2 separate regions of the Mus musculus genome follow, and region 2 is linked to region 1. The links are chromatin loops, found by intact Hi-C in ENCODE. Cell type or tissue: heart. All regions are shown on one strand. Links, peaks and the distances in the headings refer to the core of each region. The heading gives the core; the rest is flanking DNA.

The links. A loop is a pair of places that touch in the nucleus more often than their neighbours do. Peaks named below come from ENCODE experiments on the same cell type or tissue, not always from the same donor. Only the 100,000 strongest peaks of a DNase experiment are listed, where the experiment ranks them.
Region 2: a loop joins it to region 1, with 2.1 times the contacts of the local background. A loop is called at or near these places in 3 of 42 quality-filtered maps.

Annotation. Positions count from the first base shown.
Region 1 is chr11:85,825,888-85,835,887 of GRCm38, reverse strand. Tbx2 (T-box 2) reads right to left here and starts at 3,273. Exons shown (of 7, transcript NM_009324.2): 1 at 2,387-3,273; 2 at 1,001-1,268; 3 at 1-93. The coding sequence starts at 2,781. 2610027K06Rik (RIKEN cDNA 2610027K06 gene) reads left to right here and starts at 3,500. Exons shown (of 5, transcript NR_077059.1): 1 at 3,500-3,720. Bcas3 (breast carcinoma amplified sequence 3) reads right to left here. Exons shown (of 24, transcript NM_001166643.1): 24 at 9,830-10,000. RefSeq lists a promoter at 2,748-3,738 and an enhancer at 5,368-5,753. In heart, for the core only: CTCF peaks have their summits at 3,492 and 4,674; DNase peaks (open chromatin) are centred at 3,187, 4,648 and 5,797; H3K4me3 peaks cover 5,998 bases; H3K27ac peaks cover 7,802 bases; H3K27me3 peaks cover 6,449 bases.
Region 2 is chr11:85,610,042-85,620,041 of GRCm38, reverse strand. The region is part of intron 22 of Bcas3 (breast carcinoma amplified sequence 3); the gene reads right to left. Among named protein-coding and RNA genes, the nearest start is that of Bcas3os1, 100 kb to the left of the region's middle. In heart, for the core only: no CTCF peak of the experiment used is centred there; a DNase peak (open chromatin) is centred at 4,461; H3K27ac peaks cover 1,202 bases.

The DNA of each region.
Region 1 (10,000 bases), core at 1,392-9,391:
GGTGCGGAAGGTGCTGTATGGGAGCTTCAAGATGTCATTGGCTCGCACGATGTGGAATCGCGGCTGGTACTTGTGCATGGAGTTCAGGATGGTCTGTGAGGAGCAAGGATTCAGCCAGCAGTTCCCTGCTATTGGACCAACAGCTCTCTCTCTCTCTCTCTCTCTCTCTCTCTCTCTCTCTCTCTCTCGTTTTTTTTTGTTGGTTCACTTGCACTTCATTTTATATTTTCTCATGCTCCCCCCCTTCTTCACAGCTATTCTTTCTTTCTTTGACGCTGCCCAGTTGGAAAAAGAAATGAAACAAAACGGAAGAAGACAAATAACACCGTCTCCATTCTTTCACTTCACTGTCCCCTGGCATTTCTGGGTCCTGAGATACAAGGGAAGAAAACTGTGTGTGTGGAGGGGTGCTCGAGGACTAGCTATAATGCACTGGGAGGCTCTCTTTGTCCAATGAACCCCCCATCATTCGCTAGGAGCTTGGCTCAGGTAGAAATGAGGAGTTCCTCATTATGTTCCCTGGCTGGACATCTGCCTTAATAGAGCAGAGATCTCCAGAAGGCTGGAGGAGAGCAGATTTAATGTCTGGATTCCCTCACCATAGGGTAAGGGTTAGCTACAGGAGACAAGCAGGTGTCCAAGCTGCATATCTCCAAGTCCTTAGCAGGGTGACCTCCACAGGACTCGGGCGGCTTGACCCATTCCTTACAGCACCTGCTTCACCCTTGATTCTAGGAGGGGCTCTCAAAATTCTGTTAGAAAGAAACTGAGATTGAGAGCAGCCTGGAGCTTTCCACAAACAGTCGACATACTTTTCCTCAGGCTTGCAGAACAGGGCTCTGGAAGCCTAGGCCCAGTTTGCCTGGGCCACAGACAGGGGCACTGTGGGTGGGGGGTGTTCAACTAATGCTCCCCTCTAGAAATCCTCTAGCTTCCTTCTACCCACTCGACTGTGGGGGCCCCTGGGCTCTCAACACCTTCCCAACCTGCCCACACTCACAAAGCCATGCTTGTCAGAAATGTTGTTGGTCAGCTTCAGTTTGTGGAAGGCCACAGGCTTGGCCATCCACTGTTCCCCTGTGGCCGGACTGTCCGGGTGGATGTACATGCGTTTAGGCATCTCGGGGTCGGCTTTGCCTGCCACCATCCAGCGGGAGTTGTGAAACTTATAGCGGCAGTCATCGGCAGCCACGATGTCCATTAGCAGGATGTATTTGGCTTTCTTGTCCAGGCCGCTGACTCGCACCTTGAAGGGGGGGAACATCCGCCTCGGAGGGAGGGAAGGGGGACATGCCATTGGGACCCGGCTCTTTTTTGTCCCTTTACCTTCCCGACAATGACATGACATCCTACTTGAAGCTTCCCTATCTACATAATTTGTCACAATGTCCTCCACTTGTGCTGTGTTGCTACCTGGAAAGACCCAGCCTGTGCTTCTTACTCCCAAGACATCCTATTTCTGCCGGCCAGAGCCTGTTTTGTAAAGCTTTGGATGCGTTTTGCACTCAGTCTGGAGACCTTTCCTCCACTCTGATCTAAGATGAGGGTTGATGCCCAGGAAAGGAAACTAGGCCCTTTAGAGATACACTAGGCTTTTCTGAATTGCCTTGAAATTCGTAGAGAGGAAATAAACTCTTGGGACAGGGCTTGAAGAAATAAACTATCAAGGTCTTTGTCTGGGAGAAACGATTTAGAGGCTTAATCAGGGAACCCTAGCCTAGAATTTCGGGGGAACAGGGTGAACCTGAGGCCTGGACTTTCAGAGACTGGAGTGCTGGGAAGATTGGGGATTTTATTTTTCTTCTGGCTTTAAGGCCTCAAGAGGTGGCTGGTCCAGTGCTCCAAGCTCCAAGGACAAGCAAGACTCTCTCCAAGGCCTAGCTGTGGGCTGGACAACTCTCTGCCGGAACCAAGTGGTCAGCCTGGAGCTAGCAGGAGGCGGGATGCTAGTCCCACTATGGACTCCAGTGATCAGAGCGGAGAATCCGGGAAAGATCCCTTTTCTTAGGAACTTCCAGACCGTCCAGGAGACGGAAAAAACAAAAACAAAAACAAAACAAAACAAAACAAAACAAAACAAAAAAAAAACAGTGAGACCGCAAGGGGCTGTGGAGACCCGCCAGAGTCTCCGGGGCTTTGAGACTCAGAACAGTTGGGACTATTCTTTAGGAACGTGTTTTCGTTTTATTTCAATCGAGAGATGTTTGCTTTTCTTTTTCTTTTTTAATTCGCTCCGGAGCCAAACGGAAAAAAAAAAAAGTCAGCTTGCTTGTCTGTGGAAAGGAGTGTGGCGCCAGGGCCGGAGCGGGGGCAATCCGAGAGAGCATCGACCCAGTGGTGGTGGGTGCTGTGCGGTCCCCGAGCCCGCCCGCCCGGCCCGTCCTACCTCCCGGACTTGGTGATGACCATCTCGGTGCCCAGCTTGTGGAACTGGTCCCACAGCTCCTTGGCCTCCAGCGTCACCTTGGGGTCGTCCTCCACCTCGTCCTCGGGTTCCAGGCTCTTGAGCGAGCGCAGATGCGCGGCGGGCGGGTGCGGGCCGAGTGCCGAGACGTGCAGCCCCGCCTCGGCCGCCGCCGCCGCCGCTGCTGCCGCGGCCGCCGCCCCCGCCAGGCCCGGGTCCGGCAGAGGCTTGCCTAGCGCGCCGGGCGGCAGCGCTAGCGCCGGGAAGAAGGAGGGCTGCGCTGCCGCCAGGAAGGCGGACATGGGGAAGTCGGCGGGCCGTGGCGCGTGGAACGGGTGGTAAGCCATGGCGCTGGCTGCCAGCGCCGGCTCTCTCATCGGGACATCCGGCCCAGGCTCCTGGGAGCCGGGGCCGGGGCCGGGGGCGCGCGCCTCGGACCCCCGGCCCGGGCGGCGGCGCGCGCGGAGGACGGACGGCCCGGGCGGCGGGCGCGGCAGCGGCTTCTCCCGGCTCCCCGTCCCGCGCACCTCAAGGGGCGCAGGGCTCTGGACGCGGGGGCGGAGGGGGCGCTGCGCGGGGCTGGGCTGGGCTGGGCTGGGCTGGGCTGGCCGGCTCCGGCGCCGGGGACCACGCGCGACTGGTTAGATCTTGTCCTGATCTCTGGAAAACTGTGACTATCTCACATGTCCTGCCCTGTTCGGATCCCCTGCGCTAACGAGCCAGGCCCCCCTTGATTGCTGATTTTACGCTTTTTGGACCAATTGTGGGTCTCCGGGGGCGGGGTTTTGACAGCTCAGGCCAAGCTCTGGACGGGAGGGGAGGCCAGGGAGAAGGTGTCGGAAGCCTCAGCAGTAAGAAAACATGTCAACAGAATAAAATATTAACCAATGACGGGCCAGCGGGCCCCGAGACCCCTCCCCCTGGCCTGGCCCCCACCTCGCCGCCCGCGCCCGCCGCTGCCTGGGCGAGGGCTGGAAAGCGCAGAGGACCGATCTGACCCGCCGTAAGGGCCTGAGGCAGGGGGCGCCCGGGTCCCGGGGCCTTGGGGAAGGACCCCCTAGCCGCATGCCGGCCCCAAGTGCAAAGCATTGACACGTTCCGGAGAGGAGAGGGGGCGCCCTTTCCCTCCCGCGCCGGGAGGCCCGGCCGCTCTTGCCTGCGACCCAGCCTGGCCTCCCACCCCACTCCCGGTCACCGCCCCGGGTCCATGCACTTCAGAGGGAGGCTGCGGGCACTGGAAAGCGAGGCCGGTGGGCGGGCAAATCAGGAGGCTCGGGCGGCCGAGGTCCCGGAGCCGAATCAGGTGTCCGGAGCCGGTGAGTGGGGAGCCATGGCAGAACCCTGATGGGGCCGGCACGGGCGGGAACGGGACGCCGCCTTGCGCTGGGGAAACGAAGGGTCCCCACCCCCACCTGCTCCTCCCCTCGTAGACTCAGGAACCTGGGGTTCCAGAAGGGCCGGGCATTTAGCCTAAAGAAGGTCTGTGTCAGGTCACTAAGCCAAAACCTTCTGGCGAGTAGGAAAATGGATCCTTGGGACCAGGTAGGTGAGCGCACCTTCTACAGAGCCCAAGGCGGTGCCGCGCTAGTTGATCCTAGAACTCAGATTCTCCACACGCGCCAGAAGGAATTTTCGCCGCATCCGGTACTGGAGATGCAAGCCCATCTATCTCTTCCTAAACTCTGGCATCTTTTCTTCTCAGTCACTTCTCTAGAGATTGTTTCCGTCCCTTGGAAGCTCAAGGCTCCCTAGTTCAGGAAAGCTGAGTAATGCGGATGGGAATCGAGGTGTTTGCCAGCAAGTGTGAACACCCCCTTCGACGATCAGTCTTCGTTATCTCTCTGGCAACAGCCCCAATGCATCTTCCTCTCTCTCTCTCTCTCTCTCTCTCTCTCTCTCTCTCTCTCTCTCTCTCTCTCTCTCTCTCTCTTTCTCTCTCTCTCTCTCTCTCTCTGTGTGTGTGTGTGTGTAAAACCATAATCAGGTGTGCCCAGAGTAAAACGATCATACACTTGCCTGTTTAGGGTTGAGGCTCACACCCTTGTGCTTGTTGGGGAGGGGAAGCAGGGTGTGAACTAGCCACAGTGGATACTCCCACCCTCCCAACCAGTATAAGCGAATTCTGCCGCTCCAGCCCTATGTCCCCGTGGTAGGCACCTACCACGTAAGTGGCCCAGGCAGCTTGCCCCTCCGCTGCATACACCAGGTCTTCAGGCACTTGGTAGCTGACCGCCCAGAAAGGCGTTTAAAAGCTAGTTGCCCCCGGCAGTACGGGGTTGAGACCAGCAGGAGTCGTTTGGCCTCCACGACCTTTTTTCCTATACATCTGAGCCAACACCAGGCGCTTGTAATTCTTCATAACCCTGTGCGCGCCTGCCCCACTGGGTTTTTCTTCAGGACCTTACTCCTAGGTCGCTTTTCTCACTCTTTTCTCTGCCCACAGTGAACCTTCAGCTCTAGCTTCGCGGTGTTCGCAGCCGGTGAGAGATCCATTGCAGCTTTGCACTGCTTCCAATTCAGACAGGATGTGGCTCCTCCAGGAGAGATGTGTCTGAACACACTTGGACAGTTAGTGAGGTGAACAAGAAGTAGTCAGTTCAGCTTTCCGAGTTGGCAGGACATTTGCTAAGTTGTGTGTATGGGGACAGGCACTTTAGTACCTTGTAAAAATGTGTATGTATCGAAGTATGTATTTTGGTCATTTTCCTGGGTAGCATACAGTAGCTGGTCTACCCGTTTAGGCCTGAGAGTTAAAACATGAAGGTCTGAGTTATTGGTCCACGAAATCGGACAGCTGTCGCCCAGTGGCTACATTAGGGGATCTGAATCCCACCTATAGAGCTAAGGACCTGCGACTGGTCAGAGACGTTTTCAGGGCAGGTTGGGTTTCCACCAACAGCTCCAGCCACCCCCCCACCCCCACCCCCATCACGTAGTCACCTGGATGACCTGCTTTAGCCGCTCTTAAGATTCTTTATCGACCCATCCCCAACAAAATTTTCTTAGAATATCCTTGTAGCATCGAAAACTGGTGCTGGGGCGGCCTAAGCAGCCTCTCGAGCGGCGCCTTGCGGCTCGCAACTCCTGCTTCGCCCTACCCCCGCCTGGGTCTACCCCCACTCATCTCCCCTTCCCAGGAACAGGCGCCCCTGGGGGAGTCCCCTGGGCAGAGTGTGCGTGTCTCTTTAAGAGGCCCCGGGGGGCGCCTCGCGGGCCGCCCGGGGCTGGAGGGGGAGGGCACGGACGAGGGCGCCTGGCGCCAGGCGGCCGAGGCTCCACAACAAAGCTCCGGCCCCTGTCACTTCGCATCGGCCGGGACCCGCAGACGGGTGGGGGACGCGCGCTCAGCCGCCCCTCCCTCTCCCAGGCAGTTCTGGGCGGGGGCGTCGGGCAGGCGCTGGCTTCGTGGTCCCAGGCCCCTTTCACGTGGTCTGTAGTCTTAGCTTCCCGCAACAATCAAATCCAGCACCAGTAGCCTGGGCCGGAGGGGACTGCCCTCCCAAGCCTGGCAGGGCTGCCGGGTCCGTCTTTTGGCCGAGTTACATCGAGAATGGTCAAGAGATAAGGCTAAGTCCTCTCTCAAGAGTTGATCTCTAAATAGCATAGGTCCCTGCGGATGTCTGCATGCGTGAAGATTTGCCTGAGCCCTCATAGAATGGATGCGGGAAGGCTGGGGAATGTGTAGTCCTGTGGCAGAGTTGAGTGAGGGCACGTGAGCACCAATAACTGGGTACTAAGCGCGCCTTGACTTATAAATGTGCCCGGGAAAAGCTGGGGTGACATGTGTGGCCCTATGCTTAGGAAAAGTGGTCGGTAGAAGACACTAGGTGCATTCGTTGTTCCCATCCATGGCTTCTCCACCGGACCCGCGCCTTCCAGAGCCTTGGCGCCAGCTAGCCCGGTTAAGCAGTAGGGCTGGGCTCCCCCGCGGTCCTGGGTCTGGCCAGGCTGGGGGCCGCGGCCTCGGTGACCCCAGCCCCCGGCGGCCCAGCCTGTCCCGTCCACTTAAACAAATTGTGGCTGACAGGCTTGCAGTCTCCCTGGAGCCGCTCGCCGGCCGGCTCTCTTCGTCCCAATTACCCAGCGCAGGGTCTGGCCAACAGGCTGGGGTGCGGCAGGCGGCGCGGGAAGAGTGGGCTGCCCGACCTTCTTTCTGGTGACGCTGTGCCCCTAGTCTGGTGCCAGGACCAGCCGCGGGACCACTTCCTCATCAGGTTATGGGAAGTATTGGAACAGTTACCTCCTGTATGGCCACTGCCTTCCAGGTTAATGCAAAGGCGAGGCCCAACCAAACTGTCTCTGTCAGGGACACACTTGCTCCGGTGGGCGGGCATTTCTTTGCATAGTGAGAGATCACGCGGTTAGGAAGATAGGTTATAGTCGATTTGGGGGAGCTTTAGGAATCGTATAACTCCTAAAAAACTGCTAAATACTTGCTACCCTGAGCCTTGGTCCCAGGAGGTGCAGCTGTCGCTCTTGGTACACACTGGGTGGCAAAAGTGAGGTGCCAGTCTTGAACTTGAGCCTGGACGTGGTGCGTGTTTGGGATCTCACAAGAGCGAACCGACTTGAGAAGGGTCCCCAATATAGGCCTACCGACAACAGTGGGGCGGGGCTGGTCTGTGGGCACTGCAGGCTGGTTCTCAAGAGTACCTGGGGTACAGCGCGGTCACAATCTGTGGGTGTCCCCGCAGTCCCACCCCTACCAAAGAGCTACGGGGCAGTAGCCTCTAAGCACCTTTCTGACCCACAGCGGTCCCTTTTCGTCTGCCATGCCAGTCTCTGCTGCTCTTCACAGTCCCTCTCCTTACAGATGAGAATCAGAAGCCTACCTAGAGGCTAATTTGCCTAAGGTCACATGGCTCCAGGTGGAAAAGCCAGAATGGAATCCCACATCCACTCCTTAGAAAGGTGGTATTGCTGTCCTGCTCAGAGAGCAAAGCCACACTGGCATCCCAGAAACTCCACTGGTTCTGGCTTTACAGACCAGGTCTGCGGGAGGGTCTGCAGGTGTGTGTGTGTGTGTGTGTGTGTGTGTGTGTGTGTGTGTGTGTGAAGTCTGGGAATGTCCTGGGGGCACGAGAGAGAGAGAGAGAGAGAGAGAGAGAGAGAGAGAGAGAGAGAGAGAGAGAGAGAGAGGGAGGGAGGGAGAGAGAGAGAGAGAGAGAGAGAGAGAGAGAGAGAGAGAGAGAGAGATCAGCTGGGCTTCAGGTGGCTGAACAGGAACAAGACACAGCTCACAGGGTAGCAAGGTGCAGACAGGGGTCAGCTGACTAGCTGTGACTCCATGACCTTGGCAAAGTCCCTGCCCTTCTTGGGGGCTCAGGCTTGTCATCAATAAAAGGAGGGTGGAATGAGTGGGGGTTAGTCTCCGATCTTTAACATTTAGAACCGATCACTAGGAAATTATCCTCAGTTACAGCCCAGTGGCTGTCTTCTGCATGCTCCTGGCAGAGTCGGCCCTTGTGTCTGTGTTTTGTGTGATTTTTGCTCTTGGACCATTGGGCTTTTTACTGATTCACTCCCAGACAGTGCCATACCTTATGAGTGGCCAGTTCCCAGCAGCCTCTTCCTCCCAGATTGAAAGGGAGCCCCGTAAGTAGGTAGTGCTGTGAGAAGTAGGAGGTCACTTGCCTTCCTCAAGGTCACCTGGCCCAGTCACAATTAGATTCATGTTCTGATGGCTTTCTGAGTGATGGTATCATGCGGTCTAGGGGTTAAGGGGGGGGGGGGAGAGGTTGAGGTTGTTTCGGATGTTATCTGTAGAGGATAAGAAGCTGGCCCCTCTAGGGTTAGTGGCAGTAAGGTCCCCGGTCTAGCTCTCACCTTCAGCTGATTACAGGCTGTGGCTGGGTCCCTAACCTTCCCAATTAGCTGGAGGCCAGGCCCAGGGCCTTTCAGATAACCTGAACTGCAACCCGCAGCCGCTATGGGGCCGGCTTATCTAAGCTCTCTGATCCTCACCCTTCCCCCATTTACTTAGACTTGCCCTGACTGCAAGCAGATGAATAACCAGATTGTCCTGCAAGCTCAGCCAGCACGTCCAGCGCTACACCCACTGCTTTCCCTGACTGGAGGAGGCCACATCTGTTTTTTTGCCCACTGTAAAGGGCTGGGCCAGGGTCCGTAGGTCCCCTGCGGGGCTGAGAAAGGTCCCATCTTTGTGTAGCAGAAGGGTGGGTGCAGGGGTCATGCTATGCAGAGCTTCTCTACCATCCCTGATCAGCCAAGCCACCAGCTCTGTGCAAAGAGCAGCCCATGGCACCCTCCTCTGTCCTCTATTGACTAAAGTGCTGCTCCAGCTGGGGACAGGGGTTGTGCCAGACATATCTATGTTGAATGCTCCCCAAACGGGAAAAGCTGCTCCTCTGGGGAGTCCCAGCTTGCTGGGCCTAGGTCTTGGGTTGTCACTCCTGTCTTTCTCCCAAGCTTTCTTCTGACACAGGGTTTCTCAGCTCCCAGGAGCCCAGGTAGGAGCAAAGTGTGATTTCAGATCTGGTGAAAGAGCCTAAATATTAAATTTTCTCTTCAGGTACTAGGGGTTGAATGTGGGCTATGGAAAGGACAGGGGCCCAGATGCTGGCCCAGCTCTGACTGGGAGGCTGCTTGTCTGTGAACTTAACCGTTCCATTAAAAACTCCACCTTAAGGCACACCTGGCTCAGTGGGTTTCTTTCCGTCCTTCCAGGACTTCTCTGGGGTCTCTGGGAGGTGCAGGTGAAGGAAGAGGGGCCAGAACTGCATCAGTCTCTTTCCTGATCACCATGCTTGTCTGTGGACAGCTGTCTCTCTGTCGCCACTCAGGTCCACAATAGGAGGGAGGAAACAGAAGCAAGAATTTAGGCATATGGTGGCTCATGCCTCAAATCTCAGCCCTTGAGGGGTGCCAGCACAGGAGGTAGCAAGATCAGTTCAGGGTTATACTTGGCTGCACAGAGCTACCTGAGGTTAGCCTGAGTTACCTGAAACCTGGGCTCAGAAGCAAAACAAAACAACAAAACCCAAGAACTTGCTATCAGAGGTGTTCCAACTTTCAGAGGATACCCAACTTTAGTCAACAGGCTCTCCATCTTCTCGGAGTGAGAGAGAGGTTCTCAAGTGCTCTAAGACAAGGCCACAGGCAAGGGCAAGCTCTCTTCCTTGAGCAACCCACCACATAGTAGGGGCAGGACTTGGAAGGAGGTCCAAGCTTGGCTCCTCCAGAAGTCAGAGGCTCTGGTAACAGGCAAGAATCTTAGAGACTGGACTTCAGTGAGGCCACACCTAAATTCCAGTGGGAAGGTTTTCCTCCCCTTTTCTTCCCAAGACAGGCTCCCTGGACACTTGTGTATAGTGAGGGTGTGGGTGTTGGGAGCCAGTGCCACGGTCAGACCTACAGGACTTTGCTCCGTGTTTGGATAGGACCCTGACCCCAGCAACTCAGGAATGAACACCAATTGCAGCGAGATTTATTGGACAAGACGTGCACTTTTGACACGGCCTCGGTAACTGCACTTCCCTTCATGGAACAGTACAGGACCAGGGGACAAGGGCTTAAAGATAAGACAGACAAATCTCTCCATGAGCCAACAGGGAAGCAAGGGCAAGGGGAGGCCTC
Region 2 (10,000 bases), core at 1,392-9,391, 220 kb after region 1:
TCTATCTCCACTATGCCTTTAACAAAAGTGCTTAACAAAGTATGCAAAGGTGCTATACAGGTGTATTCATCTTTCTCCTTAGAGTACCGCCAGGCTTCCGGGTCACATATACTCTTCCCCAAGTATAGCTATAGGTGAAATTTTGACCATTCAATGAAATCTTCTGATTCACTGTGCAAATGTAGCATAATTAATCTCTATTAGCATTGACCTTGCCATATATACCATTGTTAGAGAACATTCCTAAAGAAAACAGAATTTGGTGTTCACTTGGTGAGTGGCAGGTAGGGGGTCATCATTGTACAGACTTGAAATTACTGATTTCTGAGATACCCAAAGGCCAAGCTCAAGAAATGGTACTTATCTGAAAAGTTCTCATTCGTGTTCTCAACTGTGGAATGGTGTCATTCCACAGTGTGTCATGGGCATACCGTTACCTGCAAAGCTTTGACCCAGTCACGCTGAAAACTGTCAGTGGACCAGAATTGGTTTCTTTTTCTTCTGTCAGCATTCTCTCTTGTAAAAATACTAAGAAGGGAAAGTGATTATGGGCATCTAACATCAGATTTAGTAAAAATCACTAGAGAAAATATAAAGAGCAGTGTGATTTAACGATCTGAGAAAGTAGGCGAAAGTGTCAAGTCTAAAGACTTTTCAGTGGGTATAGGCTGGGGGTGGAGCAGCTTGGAGGGGAGGGGAGCACAGCAAGGCATCTGCCAGGGGCTAATCACAACCCTGCATGAAAAGCAGTTAACAAGTGAGAATCAGAACACCCAGGAGGAAAGGAAAGCCAGCTCCATCACCAGGAGAAATAAACAACAAAGAAGAAATATTTCCTTTGGCTACCACCACCTCCTTTTCAAAAGCTCAGAGGGCTGTGGGGAACGCCAAGGACTGGTTTTCTCTCAACTCCCTCTGAAGCATTTGTCTTCATCACCACTCTTTTTAATCAGGGTTCCTTCATGAGTGCTGCTGCTCAGCCCCTGAGGGGCAGCTCTGCTCTGTGATAAATCAGAATCCACACCGCAAGTCACTACTCAGCACTCTCGGGGAAAGAAAAACAGACAAGTGCCCACCACAGGCTGAAAAGGCCCAGAGGTCACAAGAAGGAAAGGCCCCAGTGCAGGAAAAAGGCGGGCAGGGCCAGCAGGACGCCAAGGCAAACAGAGATTGGATAGACTTAATTACAGGAGTTTGGAATATCATTTCATTTTAACTACAAATGATCACAAATTTGTTTAATAGATTGTAATTTGTAGCCTTAATAATTTCACACCTAAATCAAAACTTGGTAGCCCCAATGGAACCTCAGATAAATTAGACTATTACCATCAAAACTTCCTTCTTACCTGTATTCAATGACATCACTAAGAAAGAAACCATTCTGGCCTAAGAACCTTCTAGTATTTACTTTACAAAGTATAGTTTCTAGTTTATAAAGTTATAAAGACGTAGTATTATCCCCTACTAAAAAGTATCTTGGAGATAACCCAAGTTAACTATAATTGGTTAGAGATCATTGATGATTTCTTTATTCAAGTTAACTGAGCTGGCTAGGTGCAGAAGATTGTTTAGAACCGATGGTTCTCAACCTTCCCAATGCTGTGACCTTCCTAATGCTGTGACCTTCCTAATGCTGTGACCCCTTAATACAGTTGCTCATGTTGTGGTGACACCCTCATAAAATTATTTTTCTTGCTACTTCATAACTGTAATTTTGTTACTATTATGAATCGTAATGATAGTATCTGATATGCAGGTACCTCATATGTGACCCCAAATGGGTCCCAAACCCCAGGTTGAAAACTGCTACTCTAGAGCCTAGAATTCTATTCCCCATATAAACAATCTCAGGTCTTACGAATGGCTTAAAAGCTGAAAGAATGCCAATTATGGAGAAGGTGCAGGCAGAAAGTAGAATATGAGTTATTTATTAACCTGATTTTCTGGCTTTCCCTGTGTAGCCCAGGCTGGATCTCACCGTCATAATCCTCCTACCTCTGCCTCCCACACGCTAGGGTCACAGACATGCCCCAACCTGCCAGGTTCTAATGCCCCAGTTCTTTATCTCTAAAACACACTTCATTTATTTCTTATGCATGCTACTGAGTTGCTAAGACTCCCCAAAATTCAGGGATATTTTAATTTCTGAACATTTATTCTAAGTGTCTTAATGGGCTGGAGTGCTAAAAAGATTTATGTAAATACAGAAACTAACTTCCTTTATTTTTAGAAGGAATATAGTCTAGTATAGTGGTAAGTTCTTCTAGGACACTAGAAAGCAAATTCTGCTATAAACCAACCGAGACGGTGATTCTGCAAATGAACAAGCTAAGAGCTGAGGCCATGACTCCCAAAAGAAAAATCAGCTTTCCTAATGTGAAATTTAAAACGCCCTTAACCTATCCGCCTGTGAAAGACTGTACACAGGTCGGGCTATTCAAAGACATCACAGGTAGCCCTTAGCCAAAGACCTACTGTTTATGTCAGACATCTGCTCAGGAGCTAAGACTCACTGTTCCAACTACACTGTACTCTGCTCCTTCGTGTCTTCGTGTAAGGTTTCATGGGGGTGACACTTCCCACATGGTTGGGTGCCCCATAGACCTTGCCCTCCACACCAAGGAGCTCGATTCCATGCCAGCCAACCGTGGTTTATAAGCACAAGTATGTGTGTCATTAAATTTTACTGAAGACCCTACAACAACAAAGAGCAAAGGACCCAAAATCATGAAAGCAAGACCCACCTTCTAATCTATATTTAAAAAAACAGCCCCCATTTTCCTCTTTGGAACTGAAACTATCACCTGTTGTGATTCTGGGATGAAAAACTCTGCCAAGATCTTAGGATGCTGGGACGGGTGTAAAGCAAGCACCATCTACATCCCCACTCCAAACATGTCAGGTTGTAAAATAGCAGACAAGCAAAGGTCCTCGAGGGCAGAAGTGAGATGGAAAAAATCTACACTATGGCTAGGGTTTTTGGGGGGCTGTACTGGAGAAAGTGGCAGGGTTACAATGACTAATGGCCTTGGGACCAGTCTGGATACAGTGCTCCAGGCAACAAGTAATTAAGAATCAGTTGTGTGGTATTCTGATGAATGGGGTCTAAGGGTTGTATTGATTATTCTTTTGGATATAAGAGAGTTAAAATGACAAGGAAATTGTAGTGAATAGTTTCCCATAATTAACTGGGAAGACATTTTGTTTGCTGGGTTTTTTTTAGGAGCCCTGGGAGACAGAATTCAAATACTTGTGTGATGATGATTAAGTCCTGATAAGCAATTGAGTGAGCTTTACACTGAGGTGTCACAGTGATCTAAAAACAGGCATAGAAACTTGGTAAAGGTGAAGGCGGTCTTTCAGCTATCTCCAAAGTATGTGGCTATATCTTGCAGATCCCATGGGCCAGCACTAACATACACTCCATGAGGGAAATACCAGCTGTCTACAGAAGGGCAGCCGCAGTGTGGGTGATGAGGCCGTGGGATACGGCAGTACCTCTTATGAACAAAAGTAACAAAGCAAGAGGCGCTGCTGGTCTAAGCAGAGCTGCACATCCCCCTGCCAACAGAAGGGGATTTTCCTTCTCATTTTCAGTCTGCAACACTGCCTTACACAACTGAAACGTTGGCTGTGAGCAACAGCTAGGTCTGACTCCTGCAGACTTCTGAAAGATTTGGACGAATCAAAGAGTCATTTCCAAGGAGAGACATTAAAAAATAATAATAATTTTTAAAAAGTCTGTGGGTGACAAAACCGTGGGCAGGAAGCTCTTCTCCAACAGGATCCCTAAGGACAGCACAGCCCCTCTATGCTGCCAGAGGGCGTCAGCGATGTCGAAAATCCTAGAAGCTGAAACTCCAATCTGGCCGCTATAAAGCAGCCTGACTCCGACATATTCTCATTCTTGACAAATACCCACCCACCGACAGGGCTGGGAGACACATGGCGGCCAGGCCAAGTTGTCAAAATTGATCATTATAAAATGTCTATCTTACGAAAGTACAACCTTTGTTCAATGTGCTGCTTCCCTTGGAAGAGTGATCTTCCGAGAGCTGTAGAAAGGTGGTCAGAAAGGACGGGGCTTGTACTGGTTTTCTAGGTTAACAACCTTGTTAAGAATGGAAGGAAAGGTGAACGGTGGCCTTGGAATGTTGAACAGCAAACAAGAAATGAATCATCTAGTAAGGTCCTCTACTTCAAAGAAATTTGTAATTTTTGAGGCTCCCCAGAAAATTTCCTAGGCCTTTAGCTCCTTTGATTTCCTTTCCTTCCCTCTCCCCTCGGGTCCCCAGCACAGTGCTGCAAGGCCTAGGCAATGTGGAAAGTTCACAGCTAGTCGCCTGATCTCATGATCCTCTATCAAAACAGCACTTTCAAAAGTGCTTCCTGTCTAGCCCCGCACTTGCAGGAGTGTTTCCTTGGCTCAATCAGCTGCCAAACCAAATCCCCTCGGTGCAGAACTGGCAAGCACTCAGCACAGCCCGTCCCCTCTCCACCTTGGGCCTGACATCCGGAAGTGACTTAGGAAGCACTCTAATGGTTACCAAATTTTTGGAAACTGACTTAGCTTTCCTGGGCAAGTCACGTGTTTAGGGGAGATGGAACCACTAATCATCACTTGACCCTGTGACAGACCAAAAGTTGCCCTTTTCCCCCCACCCCCCGGGAAAAAAAACGAAAAGAAATGTACCAGCTAGAACAATGATGCAGACGCACAACCATGCTGGAGGAGACGGCAGACATGCCGTCGCCTTCCAGATGTCGGACATGATGGTGCACAGGCAACACAAAGAAGCCAAGAGATTCTGCTGCACACCCTGCACACTCGCTGGCTTGCTCTTTTCCTACATCCTTTCTTCAAGTGCTGGGAACTTTCTATGGCCATTCAGGGACTCAGAACAGAGAAGAGCTGAAGATCTGTCCATCACTTCTCTGTCTCTGAAATACAACTGCATAGTTGTAAGCAGCGACAGAGGCAGTGTGATTTGTCTGAATGCCTCCTGGTGCCCCACACACTCTGCACTTCACTACCTTGTGTATCACCAAGTCAAGCCTGGACCTAAAGGAGACTCTGCACACCCACTAAAATCACCTCCTGCTTCTGAATCATGCACAGAACCTGAGAGAAGCCAAAGCTGACTCCACTCAGGCCTCCTGTAGGACTGCTTCTATGCGCTTATCCTTGCTCACACTTCTACTGGTGGAAGGCTTCCCAAAAAAAAAAAAAAAAAAAAAAAAAAACGGATTCAGCTGTCAGACTTAGATTATCAGGGAATCTCTAAGATGAATGGGTCCTTTAAAAGAAAAGCCAAACTTGAGGTAATTACGTTCGAATTCTTTAATCACTTTTTCCAAGCTCAGGGGGAATTGTGGTGTTTCTCTGAGGAGTGTCTTCCACTATGCCACACAAATGCGCTGCAGGTTCCTCCTTCAGAGGGGTACCGAATAGAAGGGCGTCCCCTGCACAGTGTTCAGGAGTGTGCTTCTTGGCTTGTCCTTTTTGGATAGCAGAGGTTGTGTGTGAATGTGCAATTATCAATACAATTCTCATTTTGTCTCCTTTCTTCAACAATAAAGCAATAAGAAAAAGGAAGGGAGACGGGAGGGGGGCAGGAGGGAGGGGAGGGAGGAAGGGAGGGAAGGAGGAAGGGAGGGAGGGAGGGAAGGAAGAAGGGAGGGACACTTAAGTACTGAACATGGGTTTCATACCATACCAGCCTTAACAGACCTCATCTAAACTGCTCAGGGTCAGAGTATCTTGCATTCTAGAATATATATGCAGGCTTAATTAATTAAATATTCCTAATCAAAACCTCCTAAATATTCCAATACCCCAATGTATTGAGTGGTAGATTTCAGATTAGGGATCAGTCTACTCTGTACTATGGTAACTTGTTCATTTCCATCTCTGGGAAATTCAGACAAATGGGCCTTGGAATCCCTGTGAAACTGAAGTTCCACTGTATCCCACAGGGCTCTGCATACACTGTGTTGCTCATCATTAGGACATGATATGGTATCATGATAAGATAATGTAGCTGGTGCAGTTGGGGAATTAATTACAAGTAGACAATGTAGCTGGAAGCCATTCATTGTACAGCACTACTAGAACAGGAGCAATGGACAGAGATAATCACCAAGGCCACCCTGTCATAGACATCTGAGATAACTGAACACTAAATCGTCCATCAACCCAGGCCTTTGCATAGAGATAGAGCCCAAAATAGACAAGATTTAGCAAAAGCTTGGCCAGAGAGGTCACTGAGTGTACAAGAGAAAATCTAGCAAGCACTGAACTTTGTCCGTGCACCATGGGTCAGATATCACCCATGAAAACGTCAAAGAGCTTCTACCTCATGTGTGGTGGTTAGACAGGGAGAGAGGCAGGACATATGGCTGTTCAAGTGGACTGACCTAATCTCTAAAGGTATGCATTAATATAAAACTTAAGAGCCTGTGATAAGGGAGGTTAATCCAGGGTGTTTTACTGACTGCTTGGGTAAATAGCCCAGAAAGAAATCTTAACACATTTGACAATATTGGTGTCCTGCAAATAACATACTTCTGCATGCAAAGTGATAACATGAATTTGTATTGCTTCCTACAAAGGAAAAGGCCTGGTTCTGAAAGAGTTAAGAAAGACCAAAATTAGACACAGTTCATGTTAAAGGTTAGAAGAATAATCAGTCACTTGAAAAAACGCTACATAAACATTTTTCCGGATGCAATTTTCAGTCCAAGGATACATTTCCCAGTAGAAATCAACAGCTAAAAAGGAAATCATTTCGTCTCCGTAAGTGCCAAATTGTATCCTGATTTTCCCTGGCCTGGCTCAACTTTCAAAACCAGTGGTTCAACTTCTGCAATCTTTCACCCAATGGCTATATAAACACATCTTACAAGGCAGACATAATCCTTGGGTGGGCCAATTTATGTTGGATTATGAAAATACTTAAAATACAAAATCGTATAATGACTGTTGTCCTTCAGTTTTTCACTAAAGAAAGGGGGGGTGGTGGTGGAGACATTTAATAAAAGGCCTTGGTTTGCACACAGATAACGGACCACAATCACTTTCTTTTCTTTTTCTCCCCCTCAGAAGGTAAATAATACTAAAGGATGGTGTTCTGGCCTGGTGATGGTCTGGAGTTTATGAATACAGTTCTGATGCACGCAAGGCAGTCACCGGCACAACTGGAATGAGTTACGCTGCTTGCAACAGGCGAGGAAAAATTTCACCCTTGGAAGTATGCTGGATCTTCTGTACTTGGTCAGAGGTTACAGAAACATTAGTTTTAAGGATAAAGTAATCTTAAGTAAAAACCAAAAGATTCATTCAGAATTTATTACTGCTCCACTCCATACATATCCCACAATATACACGAGTCTCCATAGCACCAGCCCAGCAGAAGCTCAAGCCCCTAACTAGAGAAATCATAAATTCTGAACATTCATGCAAAGGTGAACTCTGTTTTTCTACTTCTTCCTTGAAATTCCAGAGATTTTAAGGCAGCTACGGAAGCACACAGAAAAGCTCACCCCCAGCATTAGATGGGGAGGGCAAGAATTTTAACTTTTCCTCCAATGGATAAAGCTATGTAAAGGAAGACGTTCTGGAAGTCTTTGGAGAGAGCACAGAATAAATCATAGCTGTGAGATCTGGAAAAGCTTGGTTGAACATAAAGAGAGTTTCACTTCTGTGCCTGTACATTTTGCCTTGGGGATAACGGATCTTCTCAGCCATTCACAGAACGATGCTGTAATGCCCCATCCTTAACCAGCAAAACTAAGAGTTGCATTTGCAACCGTGCATTTCATTAGCTGTTAACTGAGAATTTCATCAAATATCCATGAAACTATCATAAAAATGTCTTCAGCAACAATCACCAAGAGCTCCATCAAAGTAGAGAGCTCAACCAGCTGCATGAACTTTTGGGGAGTCGTGGTGCACCTCTATGAATGATCTTCCGATGCCTGAGAACAGAGAGTAGTGGCACTGAGGCAGCCTGTACACTGGAAAGGAACGCACACAACAGTACAGCTTAATGTCACATGCAGAGAGGCTGGGGACACTATAGCCTCACTCACAGAGCTCTCAGTACAGGACGTGTTAGGGACCCACTTGCCATCTCCACAGGATAGTTCTGCCTAAACCTGCAGAAAGTGTTTGAGTATTTTCATTTAAATGTAAGACATTTGAGGCCAGCCTGGGCAAACACTATGAAGTAGTCTTTGGAATTAAAAGTAATGAAAATAGAAAGGCTCTCCAATTGTTTTCCAAAATCAGAGACTTCTCTGCATAGGAAGACATTCAAACTAAAACTTAAAGGTTGACTACTCAAATCTGCGTTTTTGGTTCAGATATTTTGCATTCCTTTCTCATTTAAGACACTGGCTCATGAAAGCCACCATTATTTAAAAGTGAAGAAAGAAAAGGGAATTGGTCTTCCTTTCCTGCTGGATCTGCTATTATCACCTGTATCTGTTTCCAGGAAGCCAATCTTCATTAGGGTTAATCTGCCTACTAAATGAATAAACAAAGGATTTCTCTGTCATTTGGAGGCCAGGTGAGCCGATAGCATCTTCTAACACAGAAAAGCATCTGTACTTGACTGCTGAGGAAATTACCTGCTGCAACCCCACACCTGAGGATCACTTGGCAGGCAGATCAGTGATGCTGAGCAACATACAGAAAATGGACTAGAACTATAATGTTCAAAGCATTTAAACCTGCCCTTGTTTTTAAAATGAAAAACAATTTTATGTAAGTTTTCACTAAGGAACACTAGACAAATAAGTAAATAAATAAATAAATAAAAATCAAGTAATTAAGGTAATTTCCCATTCTGTTCCACTTCTACCCTCCAGCCTCAATAACTTAAAAGATGTAAGAGTCACACCCCAACATCAACACAATGAACAAAATAAAGACTTGAAACATCTCTATGTCAAGTACTTGACAGTAACATTCTAAACACTATGACATTAACAAACTAAGGTGTGCTGTTAGATTATCATTCCTTTGCTAGACTGATAAATTCAGACCAAGAAAACTATATGACCTTAGTAATTAAACATAGCAAAACAAAGAACCCAAGACCAACCATTGTTGACTTATTAAATTATTAATAAGACTACCCTTGTTTTAACTTGTGGAACAAAATCTTATTGCCCTGAGAAATGATTTTGCTATCTAAATAATCCAACAGGAAACCACTGGTGTTAAATAAATAAAGACAAACAATGTGAAAGAAATGAGGTCAAAGATATCTGACCTGGCTCTAGACTGAGTGTGCAGATGGGGGGTGGGGGGGAGAGATACAGGCGCAGATACAAGTTAACAGCAACATCTGACAGACTGAAAACACCAGCACACCCATTCCTAAAGCCTGCAAACCAACCATCCTCAGAGATGCTGGACTCAGAAGGACCAGGGTGTGATGCAGAATGAAATAAGAACAATCCACCAAAACGCTACCCTTGGCTCAGGCCCCTAAGTTGCTGACACAGGTGTTGCTACTTTATTTAGCTTCTAATAATAAACATGTAGAGGAAGAAGCCAAACTGTCGGGCAGGTTATGCATGGTTCTCTGGAGGGATCAGGAACTGAAGAATGAGGCAAGAGAGGAGAAAGGTCAGTCGACATTTAATGAGTGCCTACTGTGCGTCAAGTCCCCTGTGAGAATGACTGGGCTTGCTCAAGAGTGATAAAAAACAGATTCACTCTTCACATACACTAGGTCATCATTGCCTATGAAAGTAGGAGCCTTTCAGGTGCACGAGGGCATCCTAGCAGTTTTCACAGGGCATGGGTAAGATGGATCTCAGAGACAAGAAAAACACTAAGAGGTGTGTTCACCTGGAGGACATCATCAATGGAGAAGTTGCACACTGCACTTCAGGAGGTGCACAGGAGAAAAAGCAGAAAGGACAGGCTGAGAATATGCAATCTTTCATGGTCTTCATCTGTCAGACCAGGTTTTCAAAGATAAGC